Linked DNA regions of Homo sapiens: region 1 is linked to region 2. Evidence: chromatin loops called from intact Hi-C (ENCODE). Cell type or tissue: gastrocnemius medialis. All regions are shown on one strand.

Evidence for each region. Peaks named below come from ENCODE experiments on the same cell type or tissue, not always from the same donor. Only the 100,000 strongest peaks of a DNase experiment are listed, where the experiment ranks them.
Region 1: a loop joins it to region 2, with 5 times the contacts of the local background. A loop is called at or near these places in 8 of 110 quality-filtered maps.

Annotation. Positions count from the first base shown.
Region 1 is chr1:243,242,461-243,250,460 of GRCh38, reverse strand. The region is part of intron 1 of CEP170 (centrosomal protein 170); the gene reads left to right. Among named protein-coding and RNA genes, the nearest start is that of CEP170, 8.8 kb to the left of the region's middle. In gastrocnemius medialis, no CTCF peak of the experiment used is centred here; a DNase peak (open chromatin) is centred at 3,405; H3K4me3 peaks cover 733 bases; H3K27ac peaks cover 3,524 bases.
Region 2 is chr1:241,516,683-241,524,682 of GRCh38, reverse strand. FH (fumarate hydratase) reads left to right here and starts at 4,928. Exons shown (of 10, transcript NM_000143.4): 1 at 4,928-5,092; 2 at 7,367-7,501. The coding sequence starts at 4,961. RefSeq lists silencers at 4,814-4,943, 4,766-5,048, 5,224-5,493 and an enhancer at 4,554-5,150. In gastrocnemius medialis, no CTCF peak of the experiment used is centred here; a DNase peak (open chromatin) is centred at 4,862; H3K4me3 peaks cover 2,930 bases; H3K27ac peaks cover 1,553 bases.

The DNA.
Region 1 (8,000 bases), 1.7 Mb before region 2:
GATTTCTCCCATTGTGTATAAACACACAGGTGATGTTTTTAAACCAGTATTTTACCATTGCCTCCTATTAAATTTCATCTCCGTGAACGTAGCTATAGTTAAAACTTGAGATCTTCTTGAATCATGATTCTGTCATCCAAGGGATTAGCTTTCCTTCCTGGCTTTTTGACATTTATAAATTCAACAAGCCAAACTCTTATGTCTCCATCCTGGCCATATACTTAATATAGCCAAGGACAAAGCCATGCACATTTATAAATAGAATGAATGTTACATAAATAAAAGATGCTGGGAGGAAAGGTGACACAAAAATAATGAAAACCATTCGGATGGGTTTTTTTTGTTTGTTTGTTTTTGGGGCCTTTTTGTTTGTTTTTGTTTTTGTTTTTTTGAGACGGAGTCTTGCTCTCTCGCCAGGCTGGAGTGCAGTGGCTCAGTCTCGGCTTACTACAACGTCTGCCTCCTGGATTCAAGCTATTCCCCTGCCTCGGCCTCCCGAGTAGCCGGGACTACAGGCACGCCCGGCTAATTTTTTGTATTTTAGTAAAGACAGGGTTTCACCATGTTGGCCAGGATGATCTTGATCTCCTGACCTCATGGTCCACTGCCTAGGCCTCTGAAAGTGCTGGGATTACAGGTGTGAGCCATGGCGCCTGGCCTTGTTTTGTTTTTTAAATTAAAGAGAAAACCATTATATCCTCCAGCAGTAAAGGAATTAGATGAAGTTTACAATATACTGGAGGATATGGATAATTCTTTTACGATGTAAAGTCAAGTAAGGATAGATGCTATGAAGAAAAATTAATCAAGGTAAAGAGACAGTGGTAGAGGACTGCTGTTTTACATTTGTTTTCAAGTGTTCATTCAGGTAGTTTTCAAATAATATTTTGAAAAGAAATAATATGAAAAACCTTTTCACCCTACATCTTATCTGCTGAGTTACCACTTTTGCCAATCCAGTAAGTAGCTATTTTTATTATTTCTTATGTATTCTTCAATGAACTTTATTTATTTATTTATTTATTTATTTATTTATTTATTTTGAGACAGAGTCTTGTTCTGTCGCCCAGGATGGGGTACAGGGGCAGGATCCCAGCTCATTGCAGCCTTGACCCGCTGGGCTTAAGCAATACTCCCACCTCAGCCTGTTGAGTAGCTGGGACTACAAGTGTGCGCCACCATGCCCAGCTAATTTTTTGTAGAGATGAGGTCTCACTATGTTGCCAAGGCTGGTCTTGAATTCCTGAGCTTAAGTGATCCTCTTTCCTCAGCCTCCCAAAGTTCTAGTATTACAGGCATGAACCACCACGCCTGGCCATGAATTTTTCTTCACCTCAAGCAAATATAAATACATATTTTGTGTCCCCTCTATGACACAAAAAAATAGCCTCTTTATCCACTATGCTACACCTTGAGAACTATCTTAGAGTGGTTAGGGAATCCCTCTTTCTGAGGTGACATTTAGCAGAGAACTTGCATTAGGTAAGGAAGCATCTTGTAGGTATCTGAGTGGAGAGTATTCTACTCAGGTGCGGTGGTTCTGAGGCAGGAATGGGATAAGTGAATTTGGAGAACACTGTGGCTGAAGGTGAGTGAGGAAAAGGTGCTTATAGGAGGAAATGAGGTTGCATAGAGATTTTATTCATTGATTTTAAGTGCTATGAGCATTCATTGGAGGATTTTGAGCAAAGCCAAAAAATTGGGTTATATTTTTAAAGAATGGCTCTGGGAATTCTTTAAAACACTGGGAACCATGAGATAAGCTAGGAAATGATTGGAATGATCTGGTTTAAGAGACATTAATGGCTTAGACTAGAGCGACAGTAGTGGCAATAGTGAAAGTTACTAGTTTCTGGCTTTAGAGAGTCAAATGTTTTGGATATGTTAAGTTTGAAGTGTCTGTTAAACGCCCAAGTGGACACATCAGGTAGGCAGTTAGATATGTAAGTCAAGCATTCAGAGGAGAGGTTTGGACTGAGGATAGTTAAATGTTAAGCATCACCAGTAGACTTAAAGGGATCTCTTGGCTAGGGAGTTAGACTGAGAAGAGATCCAAGAATTGAGAATTGGTACTTTCCACATGGAAAGCTGAGCAAAAGAGAAGGCGCCATCGAGGAGGATTGAAAAGTGGACAGTGGGGTGTGAGGAAACTGAAGAGTGTGTTGTCCCACAAGCCAAGTAAAGGAAGTATTTTTAGAGATAAGGAGTGATCAGTCCCCTGTATCACCTTTAATCACCTAAATACTTCATAAGAAATCAGGCAGTATCCTCTTTCTTTCTGAATGGTCTCTGAGAAAGCAATTTCCTTTTTTAAATCTGGTTTATCAACATGAATGTTCACAGTTATTCTCCCCTGGCAACTACTAAATCTAAAGCCCTGAACAAAGTTTTACTCATAAAGAGGCCAATGCTGTTTCCTACGTGGATGAGTATGGCAGCTGCTGCTGCCTCTGATGTTTGAACAGGAGAAGCGATGCTGTTTCATAGGAAGAATTTATCAGGAAGCTAGTGATAGTCCAGCTACCTCAGAGGTTTATTGTGGTAGCCAAACGAGGTAGATGTAAAAACCAAATGAAAGGTATAATTGCAGATAGGGGTCTCCTTCCCTTATTGCCCCAAGTGTGGTACCAACTTGATAGTGTTAGATTTGAAGAACTATGTTGGCAAATAAAAATATTTTTCATTTTGAGTCTGTAGGAATAGTTTTTTACTTCCTATGCACTCTATCCCGATAGGCAGTTTCGCACATCATTTTATAATATTCTTGAGGGTAGAGAAAAGGGCTAGAAAGAGGATAAGAACAACCAGGGCAGGCGCGGTGGCTCACGCCTGTAGTCCCAGCACTTTGGGAGGCCGAAGCGGGTGGATCACCTGAGGTCAGGAGTTCGAGACCAGCCTGGCCAACATGGTGAAACCCCGTCTCTACTAAAAATACAAAAATTAGTCAGGCGTGGTGGCGCAGGCCTGTAATCCCAGCTACTCAGGAGGCTGAGGAAGGAGAATTGCTTGAGCCCAGGAGATGGAGATTGCAGTGAGCCAAGATCACGTCACTGTACTCCAGCCTGGGCAACAGGGTGAGACTCCATCTCAAAAAAGAAAGAAAAGAACAACCAGGCTTTGAGATAATAGCTTTTTTTCCCAATCCTAAACTCATCCTTTAATTCTAAACAGTGTCTAAATAAAGAGAATTGAGGTAGAAAAGTAAGCAAGTTAAAAGGCTTCCTTACTTTTTTTTTCCCTAGGCCAGCCAGGAAGACTTTCTTCTTTTAACTGACTTTTTTCTGGAAAGTGTTCAACTGAGTAATGGTTTGTCACATGTTACATGGAATAGAAAAAGTGCAAATTCAAAGCTTAGGGACTGGTTAGGGGTTTTGAACTCTAGGCAGCCAGCTAGAAACTGATTTGAGGAAGCAGGAGGGTGGGGGAAATGAGTCTGCTTGATGATAATAGGGGTAAAGTGCAAAATACTTATTTTGGTGAAAAAGGAACATCGCAAATACAGGACTTTTTGTGGTAAGCTTTTTGAGGCAATAGGACTATAACTTCACAATACATAGGTATCTTGCAGACCTTATATAATATGATTTGCTATGGCTGGTCATTAAATACTTCTCCTTGGATAAAAAATGCATATAATGCATTGCAAATTGAAGGCCATTTTATTTTTTATATTACAAATCTAATCCTAATACATGGCAGAAAATTTAGAAAACAAGATTTTCTACCATTAAGTACTATCATAATCCCACTAGCCAGTAACCCTGTTATGTATTCTTGTCTATTCTGGTTTAATTTGGTAACATTTTATCATGAAGTTAAACTTTCTGGCTCTAACTTTTAATGTGGCATAGAATCTGTCTTCTCAAACATGTAATCTACTTACACACAATTTATGAAAATTAAATGTATTTTTAAAATTGTAAACAACAGGCCGGGCCCAGTGGCTCATGCCTGTAATCCCAGCACTTTGGGAGGCCGAAGCCAGCAGATCACTTGAGGTCAGGAGTTCAAGACCAGCCTGGCCAACATGGGGAAACCCTGTCTCTACTAAAAATACAAAAATTAGCTGAGCGTGGTGGTGCACACCTGTAATCCCAGCTACTCGGGAGGCTGAGGCAGGAGAATCGCTTTAATCCAGGAGGCAGATGTTGTAGTGAGCTGAGATTGCTCCACTGCACTCCAGCCTGGGTGGCAGAGCGAGACTCTGTCTCAAAAAAAAAAAAAAAAAAAAAAAGTAAACAACACTGTAATGGACATTTCTAACTCTGAATTTCTGTGCAAATCAATGTTTTTCTTTGATTTCAACAAATTATGCTTAAAATACAATGCAGATACAAATGCAGAATTCTACTAATTAAACCTTTTCTAACTTTTTAATAAAATTACCCCCTCCAGTTTATATCAGTTTATTCTTCTACCACTGGCATATGAAACTGTGTGTTTCTTCACCCCTTCATCAGTGCTGAATATTACGTATCTTTTTTAAAATTTGCTTTCTTTTTTCTTTTTTTTTTTGAGACGAGGTCCCGCTCTGTTACCCAGGCTAGAGTGGAGTGGTGTGTTCATGGCTTGCTGCAGCCTTTACCTCCTGGGCTCAAGGGATCCTCTCCGCTCAGTCTCCCAGGTAGCTGGGACTGTAGGCATGGGCTGCCATGCCCATCTAAGTTTTTTTGTTTTCTTTTCTTTTTTGTGTTTTTTTTGTTTTGTTTTTTGTTTTTTGTTTTTTGTTTGTTTGTTTTGTTTTCTTGAGATGGAGTCTTGCTCTGTCGCCCAGGCTGGATTGAAGTGGCGAGATCTCGGCTCACTGCAACCTCTGCCTCGCGGGTTCAAGCAATTCTTCTGCTTCAGCCTCCTGAGTAGCTGGAATTACAGGCACACACCACCACACCTGGCTAATTTTTGTATTTTTAGTAGAGACGGGGTTTCACCATGTTGGTCAGGCTGGTCTTGAACTCCTGACCTCGTGATCCGCTCACCTTGGCCTCCCAAAGTGCTGGGATTACAGGCGTGAGCCACCGCACTGGCCAAGGTTTTTTATTTTTTTATAGAGACAAGGTCTCATTTTGTTCCCTAGGCTGGTCTCAAACTCCTGGGCTCTAGCAGTTTTCCTGTCTCAGCATCCCAAAGTGGTGGGGTTACAGGCATGAGCCACCCAATCTGGACAGTTTTGCCACTTTGATGAACAACAACCAAAAAAAAAAACCTTATTTAAATTTCTTTTATCAATAACACTTGACATTTTTTTAAAATGTGCTTATTGGCCATTGTATTTCTGATCTGAGTTGCTTGTATGTGTGCCTTTTGCACACATACATTATATTCACTTGTTCATCATTATATTCACTTGTAGCAGATTCTAGGATCACCATACTTCTGTTGTATCACCCTGCTTCCCTCACTTATAACAACTTTTGGGTAACAGATACTGTAAAATTTTTTCCCAGATTGTCATTGCCTTTTAAATTTGTTATTTTTACCCAACAAAGATTTTAACATGTATATAGTCAAATTTCTTATTTCCTTTTCCTTATGAAATAATCTCACTACATGAAATTTTATTAAATACATGCCTATCATATTTGTGATTTAAATTTTTACATACAAGTGTGTTAATTGATTTTTTTTTTTAGAATGTATTTAGTCATATATAGCCTGCTGTGTCAGTTTATTGTGTAACTCTTCGGAGTTTTTACTTTCTTTTTTTTTACTTTTTGTGAAACAGGGTTTCACTTTGTCCTCCAGGCTGGAGTGCAGTGGGGGGATCTCCATTCACTGCAGCCTCGATCTCGTGGGCTCAAGCCATCCTCCCGCCTCAGTCCCCCAAGTAATTGGGAATACAGGGCACATGCCACCAGGCCCAGTTAATTTTTTCGTGTTTTTGGTAAAGATGGGGTTTCACCGTGTTGCCCAGGCCGGTCTCAAGTTCCTGAGCTCAAGCTATCTACCTGCCTGAGACTCCCAAAGTGCTGTGATTACAGGCGTGAGCCACGGCTCCTGGCCCAGAGTTTTTACTTTCTAAACTATTTGTTTTTTAGTTTCCTCTTTTCACTAGAGTTAAATTGGGAGGTAAGTTTTTGAGGGTGTGTGTGTGTGTGTGTGTGTGATACAAGGAGCTCTCTATTTTGGGCAGGGGGGTTATTCTAGATTTTTTTCTTTTTTTTGTAATGAAAATTCTCAAATGTACAGGACAGTTGAATTTCACAATGACTACTCATATACTCACCATCTTGATTCTACTAGGAACACGATAGCAGTTTTATCACATACCTAGCCATTTATTTATCATTCCATTCATCAGCATATCTTGTATTTTGATGCATTTCAAAGTAAATTGCAGATATTAGTATTTGTGTGTGTTTAACTAAAGTGTTCTTAAATTAATTGAGGCTAATTATGTTTCAGTTTTACATTTTCCGAATGTACTACTGAAATATTTTCCAACCAATCACTGTTATATTAAAAAAAAGACAGTTAAAAAATGAACATACTGGTTTTCACTCCAGTAGTGTTGGTGAACTAGGTGTTTCTGTAAACAGGTAGCTAAATTGACACAGATGACATTGAGTTATTCCTTTTGGGGGTAGGGCATTTGTGTATGTGTGTGTGTGTGGTGTCTACTTTTAAAGAGGAATGATGGACGGGCGTGGTGGCTCCTGCCTGTGATCTCAATACTTTGGGAGGCTGAGGTAGGCGGATCACAAGGTCAGGAGTTCAAGACCAGCCTCGCCATCATGGTGAAACCCTGTCTCTACTTTAAAAAAATACAAAAATGAGCTGGGCATGGTGGTGTGCACCTGTAGTCCCAGCTACTCGGGAGGCTGAGGCAGGAGAATCACTTGAACCTGGGAGGCAGAGGTTGCAGTGAGCTGAGATCGCCCCACTGGACTCCAGCCTGGGCAACAGAGCAAGACTCTGTCTCCAAAAAATAAATAAATAAATAAATAAATAAATAAATAAATAAATCAGAATGGTAAGTTGAATTTTGTTTTTGTTTTTTAAGCTAAAGAGCTATTTAGGGAAGCTTATATTGTTTCTCTGATCTAGAGGTTCTATCCTTTAGTGGCAAATCCAGGAGTAAATTATTCATTCTAAATTTTATATCTTACTACATTCCACTTCCACTGTCCCCCTACCCTTCTTTACCTACATGAGGAATTCTGTGTTGGTCTATTTAGTAAAAAATGAGAGCCCTTGCTTTATGTTTTACCCTATGACTCTTTCCTTCCTTCCTTTCTCCCTCCCTCTCTCTCACTCTGTCGCCCAGGCTGGAGTGCAGTGGCATGATCATAGCCTACTGCAGCCCCAAACTCCTGGGCTCAAGCGATCCTCCTGTCTCGGCCTCCTAAAGCAGATAGGCATGAGCCACCACGCCTAGCCTTTTCTCTATGATTCTAAGTGGTGTATAACAAATTCCAGAATGTTAAGGATCTGCTATAGAGAATCAACAATTCAAAAATTTAGGACCGGGCGCAGTGGCTTATGCCTGTAAAGCTAGCACTTTGGCAGGCCGAGGCAGGTGAATCACCGGAGGTCGGGAGTTGGAGACCAGCCTGACCAGCATGGAGAAACCCCGTCTCTACTAAAAATACAAAATTAGCTGGGCGCAATGGCGCATGCCTGTAATCCTGGCTACCTGGGAGGCTGAGGTAGGAGAATTGCTTGAACCTGGGAGGCGGAGGTTGCAGTGAGCCGAGATTGCGCCACTGCACTCCAGCCTGGGTGATAGGGCAAAACTCCGTCTTGGAGAAAAAAAAAAAGGATTCAAAATTTATAAATTGGAGAGGCATGAACAAATAGAATCCAAGTCGGTGAAAGGTAAATAAAGTAAAGTTTAGAACTTGGGGAGGGTACCATACCCTGGGGACAAGGGGATGGGACTGCTTGGTATCTGGCAGAAGCAGGTCTAGTGTTTATTGTGAGTAACGTTTAGAACATAACTCATTGGCCGGGCGTGGTGGCTCACACCTGTGATCCCAGCACTTTGGGAGGCCGAGGCAGGT
Region 2 (8,000 bases):
TTTGGCACCATCAGTATATCAACATAAAGATGGTACTGAAAATCATGGGAATGAAGATTTCACCTATGGAAAGATAACTGATTGAGAAGATAGTTAAGAAAGGGAATAGCATGCATAATTCAATAACATTTACATAAAAATTTAAACTGCACAAAACAACTGTACAAATTTTACAAGAATACATCTAAACAAAAGGATACAAAATAAACACATTATAATAGTTTTCTAGGGGTTTGAAAGGAGAAAGGGTATAGGAGAATAAGAAGCTAAGTGAAGCTAAGCTATGAGGACTCAAAGTCATAAGAACCATATAATGGACTTTGGGGACTCAGGGGGAAGGATGGGAGGGGGTGAAGGATGAAAAACTTAAACATTGGGTACAGTGTACACTGCTTAGGTGATGGGTGCAACAAAATCTCAGAAATCACCACTAAAAAACTTATCCATGTAGTCAAAAGCCACCTGTTTCCCCAAAACTATTGAAATCAAAAAAGAGAGTAAAAATATGAATAGAAAATAGGAATAGAAATGAAATATTTAAATAAAATAAGAATGGATCTTATACTCCATAACATGTCATAAGGTCAGTGTATTTACTCAACACTCTGTACCTGAGGTCCCACTATATTTTTAAAAATGAATTAAAGAGGAAAGACTATTTAGGAGTGAGCCCTGAGGCCCTTCCCTATTTATAAGTGAAAATCTGTCAAAGAACAGTGTGAAGGAATAGGTAGTGAAACAAAGTGGAAGTTTGGGAGAGGGAAATACGGAGACTTTGATATTTCAAAGAGCGAGAAAGAGGTATTTCCAAGGAGAAGGGGTGTCAATTGTGTCAATGCTGCTGCAAACATAGGAAACTAATTGTTCATTGTATTTGCACCTTGCAGGTCACTGGTGACCCTGGAAAGGGCAGTATGAATGGAGTGACATGTACTGAAGGCAGATTGTAATAGGATGAAGAAAGAATGAGAAGTGAAGTGAAGATGGTGATCAAATATGTCCTGGAAATGAGGAGGGAGTTGAAGTGGGATGCAAAGTCAGAGCAGCTTTTGTTTGTTTTTAACATGAGAGCTGAGACAGCAAAGTTACAGTATTAACTTATTCTATGGGTCAATTAAGAGAAATAACCAGACAAAGTAAGAAAAAGAGTGGGTAGTGTCTCTGAGGGGTAATGGAATCCAGCACATTGAGGAATTGAAGTTTTTCTGGAGAATGGAGAGAGAGGTTGGTTAACTTTCTGAGTTGGTAATTTTAGTGTTTTGCAAAGTTTCTGTACGTGCACTTAGTCTTAGGAATAAAAAAGTTCTGCAAGACATCCAACCTAAACAGTCATCACCCTTGCTACCTCTCCGCCACTTATCCTTGCACAGAGGCATCCCTTCCAGTTCCTGGGTATATACTTCCACATCTCTAAAGATTACCTCTTGGTTTTTATTTCTGTCTGTCCAGTTTATGGTTTTAGGTATTAGATCATGACTTCTCACTACTGAAGACGAAGATTAATGTTTTTTTTTTCACCGTGTCTGAATCTCTCCAAACTTCTACATTCTTTCCATCTCCCCATCCTTTCAGTATAGTTACATCAACATTTCAGTTAGATCAATATTCAACGTTTGATTTATTATAACTATGGCCATTCAAATTTGATAATGATTATTTTCCCTTTTCTGCAAAATACAACTATCTTTATTTGTCAGTTTAATAACTGTCATGCTTTTTCCCTTTGGTTACTTTTCTAAGACTTATAAATGTAACCCTCAAACTCTCCCCCAATCAGCTAAATTCCTTCTCAGTATATTCAAGGCATTAGCAATTTTATCTTTTTGAGTAAATCTATTCCAGAGGCTGTGACCTGCTTCCATCTGAGATGGTTGCTCTCTAAGGTAAGTGCACAGCTGTCATAGCCTCCTCCAGGCAATATGCCACATCTGTCTCTTGTGTCGAAGACCCTATTTTCTAAGTCCATAATTTCCTCTTCCTTTGTTTACTCCTAGTTACGGTGGAGCACTTACTTGAGGCGTTTTCTTGAAAAGTGTAGATAAGAAGTAAATTTTTTGACATCTTGATCATGTGAAAACATTTTAATTCTCTTCACACACTTGATTTCTCTGGGTATAGAATATAAAGTTGGAAATAATTTTCCGTTAACAATTTGAAGACATCATTCAACTGCTGTCTGGCTTCCGATATTGTTGTTGTGAAGTCTAAGGATTTCTAATCCTTTGCTTATTTATTTTTCTCTCTGAAAGATTCCAGTCTCTTCTCTTTGCCCTTGGTATTCTAACATTTCTTGTTGACATAACTCATTCTGGCTAGTTCATATCTGCTAGTTCTACAATATATTTTTCTGAATTTATTTTTTTAAGGTTTATTCCATTTTTTCCTAATGTTTCCCCTACATTATTCACATGTTGGACATACTGAACTGTTTCTCTAATTTTATTTACTTCTTTTATTTTCCTTCTCTTTGAATATTTGCTCTACTTTCTGGGAGACTTTTATGGGTGTATCTTGCAAATTTTCTGTTAAGCTTCCTCTAGGAAACCCACTGGTAATCTCCCAGGCTGGGAGGTATCCTAAATTAGAATTTGCAAAAGTCTTTAGTTTGAATAAGGAGAACATTTTGATTGATACAATTTGAACCTCGCAATCAATTTTGTCAGCCAGGTGTTGAGATTTAGAACACAGGCAAGAGAAAACCATTGCACTTTTCCCTTGTCCCTCAGCAGGACACCAATCACATCCCCTACCTTAAACAGAAAGCAAAGTAAAACAAACAAGAACAAACCAGGCAAGCATCAACAAGAAGAAAGCAGGTCAATATTATTATCAGACAAGTCCAAAGTTAAAAAAAAAAAACCCAAACTCTAAGCAAAGTAAAAACATTATTTCAAATAGATAACATAAGTCATTCTAAAATGAAGATATCTAGCCTTTATTAAAGGCTTTATGTACGTTTTATTACGAATTAATAAAAATAAATTAGCTAAGTTAATATTTCCTAAATTTTAGTCATTTATATAGCATCTTCATATTATACTGAATATTTTACTTCAAATAAAATGAATAATTAAAAATGGAACTTCATATTACTACTGCAGATAGAAAATCAGTTTCACTAATAAATCGAAGTAAAACACACAAATAAATATGTGGATGTTCCTGGGCATCAATTTTTCTCTTCTATGTACAGGAATAATAATAGGACCTATCTCATAGGGTTGTTTTTGAGTGTTCCAAGAATTAATACATATAAAGTGCTTTGAAAAATTCTAGAACATAATATGTGTCATAGGTAATTTTTAAAAGGGATTAAAATAACCTATTTATAAAAAGGCTATTAATTTGGGTTTTGAAAAGTTAAACTGTATGGTAGAAATAAGAGACATGCTCGAAACAAAAATGAAACAAAAAATAAAATAAAATGAGAAATATACAGCAGGCAAATAATAGCCAATATGAAATTGGTAGAGAAATATCAATATTAAAAAAAGTTTAAAAGGACAAGCAACAATAACAATAAAGAGGGGCACCACACAATGAAGAAAGAGATGATCTATGAAGAAATGATAAACATATGTTCATTAAATAATTTTGTGTAATAGCAAAGAAAAATGTTCTTTATTAAGAAACTGGATAAATAAAATATTTCATATTCATGTGATCCAATATGATTAATTTTAAAAGATCATGGCTATATCTTAAAAGCATAGAGTTCAATTATGCAACAGTAAAACTTTAAAGTAAAATATTAAAACCATTGTTTGTATATTAGTGTATGAAGCAAAAAATACACAGAACTGAAAGGATGCATCAAAATAATGATATACACAATAATGATACCTGCTGGGAAGGAGGAGAACAAAAACAAAACGTCATTCCATTATTAGCAATGTTTTAAAGAATTTGCATTCAGTTTTCTAGTGTGTTTTGATTGTAGTTCAACTATTACAATCTCATTTGAATTTTTATATTTTAAATATGTGTCAAATTTATAAGTCACAAAATAACATAATGTTACCAAAAGGTTTGGCAAGTTTGTAAGTTTGACTCATAAATTTGGCTTTGCAGGTTCTGGACTTTTGATTTTAAGAACATCCGATCGCTCTCTCTTTACTGTCATCTGGTTCCAAGCAATAGAAAAGAGAAAAGATAAAACTGTGGTTCAGATGCAATTTTATATCAATTCCTGCTTTTCTGTAATCAACTATTATATTAAAACAATATGCCTTTAATTTGAAAATGTATAAATTAGCTATGCAAAAAACTGGGAGAACGATATACAAATAATAAAAATTCCGAGGTTCCCTATAATTGTGTACGTCTTCCACAATACATTAAAAAAAAAAAAAGAGTTCTGAGGGTATAGGCTAAGAAGAGAAAGGAAACGGTAGCGATCTCAAAATGATAAGTTAAAAGAAATAAGTAAGTAGCTTATTTTTCAGTTGTGGGATTATGAATAATTACTATTTCATTATCTACACTTTGCTGCACTTCCCAAAATTTCTACACAGAAGATACAATCTGGAAGAAATGAAGAAAGATTTCAGTAGTAAGAACGTGTAATGAGTGATTACATGATAAATAAAACAATAAATATTTCTTTCTAGGATATTTCACCAACCAAACACGACCTGATTCACCAACTAATACTCCCGCCTTCTAACAGCCACACGTAAAAATCAGACCGGCTCCAAGAATAACCTGAGCCTCCTTTCCCATAATTCCCTTCTTTCTAGTTTCCCATGAATCCGAAGGCCTTACACCCCACACTACTACTAGAAAGTTAACCCGCCCCCTCATTCTTTACTGGTCATTCACGATTGGTCCTGCCCCACCTGTCGGTGTGAGGCTGTTGATTGGATAAGAGCGGAGGCCGGTGGGCGGAACGGTTTCTGACAACCGGCGTGGAGGCGTGGCCACAGCCGCCCAGAAATTCTACCCAAGCTCCCTCAGCACCATGTACCGAGCACTTCGGCTCCTCGCGCGCTCGCGTCCCCTCGTGCGGGCTCCAGCCGCAGCCTTAGCTTCGGCTCCCGGCTTGGGTGGCGCGGCCGTGCCCTCGTTTTGGCCTCCGAACGCGGCTCGAATGGTGAGCGCAGGCCGCCATCCCCCGGCCTCCCCGCAGTGACCTTCAGCCCTCCTGCCTGCCGGCCTGGGCGCCCGCGACTTGGCGGGAGAGATTCCCCGGGCGTCCGGGCCGCGCCAGACTCTGGGCTTAGCGCCCGTGCCGGCGTGGCGGGCCTCCCGGCCTCGGGACGCCTCTTCCGGCGCAGGGATGGAGCCGCAGCCCGGGAGAGCGCTTGGGGAGGGACGGGGGCTGTCAGAGAGGGTCCTACTGGGCCCGCTCCCGGCGCCTCCTCGGAGCCGTCCGTGGCGGGCCGAGGCCGGGGCGTTTTGAGGTAACTTCGCTGCTGCTGGCGCGCAGGCCCCCAGCCCCGGGGCGCTGCCCTCAAGGACAGTGCCGGCGTGGGCGGAGGGTGCTGGGAGAGGGGCAGCTCCCGCACCGTCCTGCCCCATAGCTGGGCCTTGCTGGCCGGACACTGGCCGCCTGTGCATCTAGTGGTTTCTGAACTGTGGTTTGTTTCGCCAAGGGGCACTGCACTGCTTTCAGGCCCTCCAGGTGGGGTAGAAGGTTCTTCGAAGATTTTACTTCCTTTGAAATTGCATGCTCAGTTTGTTAGGCTGACTATGGTTTCCCCCGTAATTGTTGTAAAACTCTTCAATTCCGAATACCGCGGGCATAGTGTTCTGAAGCATGTTTGAGCAGATTGGCTAGGAGCTGAATCGGTACTTTTTATTCAGAAAGCCAGCTAAGAACTTAAAGATCCAAGTTCAGGTTATGACATGCTTACGTAAGTCATTTTGCTCTTTAGAGTGTCATCTTTAGGAATGCAGGCTTTTAAAAAGCTTTAAATACATATGTATATTGTTAGGAAACGTTTGAGAAATGATAGTTGAAGAGTTACAGTTCTGCACTGGTGTAGCATGAGGTTTGCAATCTAAGAGATGTGATTTCAAATCCGTATGCAAAGTTGAAATACTTACAGCTACTCAGCAAAACTGCACATGTGAAAATACCATGTAGCGAGTGCTCATTAAATAAGTGCCCCATCTAGGGTATTTCAAAGGGCCAGTACTTTTTCTGGACTCTAAACTTCAAGATAATTTGATTGGGTCACTATACCTACGATATACAACTATACTACAGAATCAGAGATGTTTTGTATTCCTCGAACTCCCTGCTCGAATAATTTTAGGGCATTTTAAAACCTTTACATATTTTTAAATTTATTTATTGTTTATTTAGTGTTTTGTAAAGGGAAGCAGACTGGAGAACTTCTGAATCTATCCTGTTGATGCAAATGTCAAAAAATAGCAGCACTACTTTGCTCTTAGAATTGTAATGTTAGCTAAAATCAGATGGAGGTAGTTTTTGTTTTTTCTAGTTCTGGTACTTTTTGCCCTCTAACCATTCTCAGGTCCAAAATCTCTGTTGGTTTTGTTAAAAGTTCTTCCTGTTGCTAATGTTGAGAATTTCACATAACCCTTGATGCCCTAAGGTACCTTTTATTTAAAAGAACACATACAAATTCATTCAATAGAAAGATACTGTTTATTGAGTGCCTTCCACTTACCAGGCCCTGTAAATAAGACAGTCCCTATGGGGATAGGGTTTTACAGGCAGTGTTTTATTCTTGTCTTTAGTGGAGATTAAATAAGCAAAGCAGTTAAATAAGCAAATAAATCACACATGAATAATTAGTGTGATCATTGATTATTAAAAATGCATTAAAAAGTGCATTGAGAATGAGAATATTTAACAGGCAGACCAACTGTGATACTGACTTGGTAGCATGATGGCATATATATAGTGTTTATATATGTAAATAATGTTTATACATTTCTTATATAAATGAATATACATATGTAATATATGTGAATAATGTTTATATATAAATAATGTTTATAAATTTCAAATAATCATTCTTAGACCGTTTTCAAAAGTTCCCAGTAAAATAAGCATTAAACTAAGTACATTGAATTGGCCAAATCTTGACCAGTAATAAGCATACTCTTGAAATGGAAAAGATTACTATTTGTATTTCAAAGTCTTTATGTTTATCACCAGCATAGTATATTAGTTCTACAGTCTGTCTTTAAAGCCTGAATTAATAAGTTTGTGTGACAAAGAGCTCTCAAGGAAAGACCTGAAAGTGAGGAAGAGAATGAGAATCCAAATAGTATTTTTTTGTCTTTGTGATACTTATTCAGGTTTCTTTCTCTTTAACAGCTGATAAGATGCGATTACTTTTGATCCTGGGTTTCTTTTCAACTTGTAATAGTGTTGTATTCTTGTCTTTAGGCAAGCCAAAATTCCTTCCGGATAGAATATGATACCTTTGGTGAACTAAAGGTGCCAAATGATAAGTATTATGGCGCCCAGACCGTGAGATCTACGATGAACTTTAAGATTGGAGGTGTGACAGAACGCATGCCAGTAAGTGGCATTTGTGGAAATGTTGGCTATTTTGGATGAAGTAGGCTGTATTCATGAGTCACTTTACTTTATAAATATTTTTCAGAGTTAAAATGTAAAGTTATTAGAAAAGATGGCTTCGTGAGTAATAAGAGGTTCTCTTTCACTAAAATGTTAAAGAACTTTTTGAAGTTTTAGCATGCTATTATTTTGAGCCATCGCTTTGAATATTTTGGATTTTTTAAAATTTAAGGCCGGGCACGGTGGCTTATGCCTGTAATCCCAGAACTTTGGGAGGCCAAGGTGGGCAGATCACGAGGTCAAGAGATCGAGACCATCCTGGCCAACATGGTGAAACTCTGTCTCTACTAAAAATACAAAAATTAGCCGGGCACGGTGGCGCGCGCCTGTAGTCCCAATTACTCTGGAGGCTGAGACAGGAGAATTGCTTGAACCCGGGAGGCGGAGGTTGCAGTGAGCTGAGATCGCACCACTGCACTCCAGCCTGGCGACAGAGTGA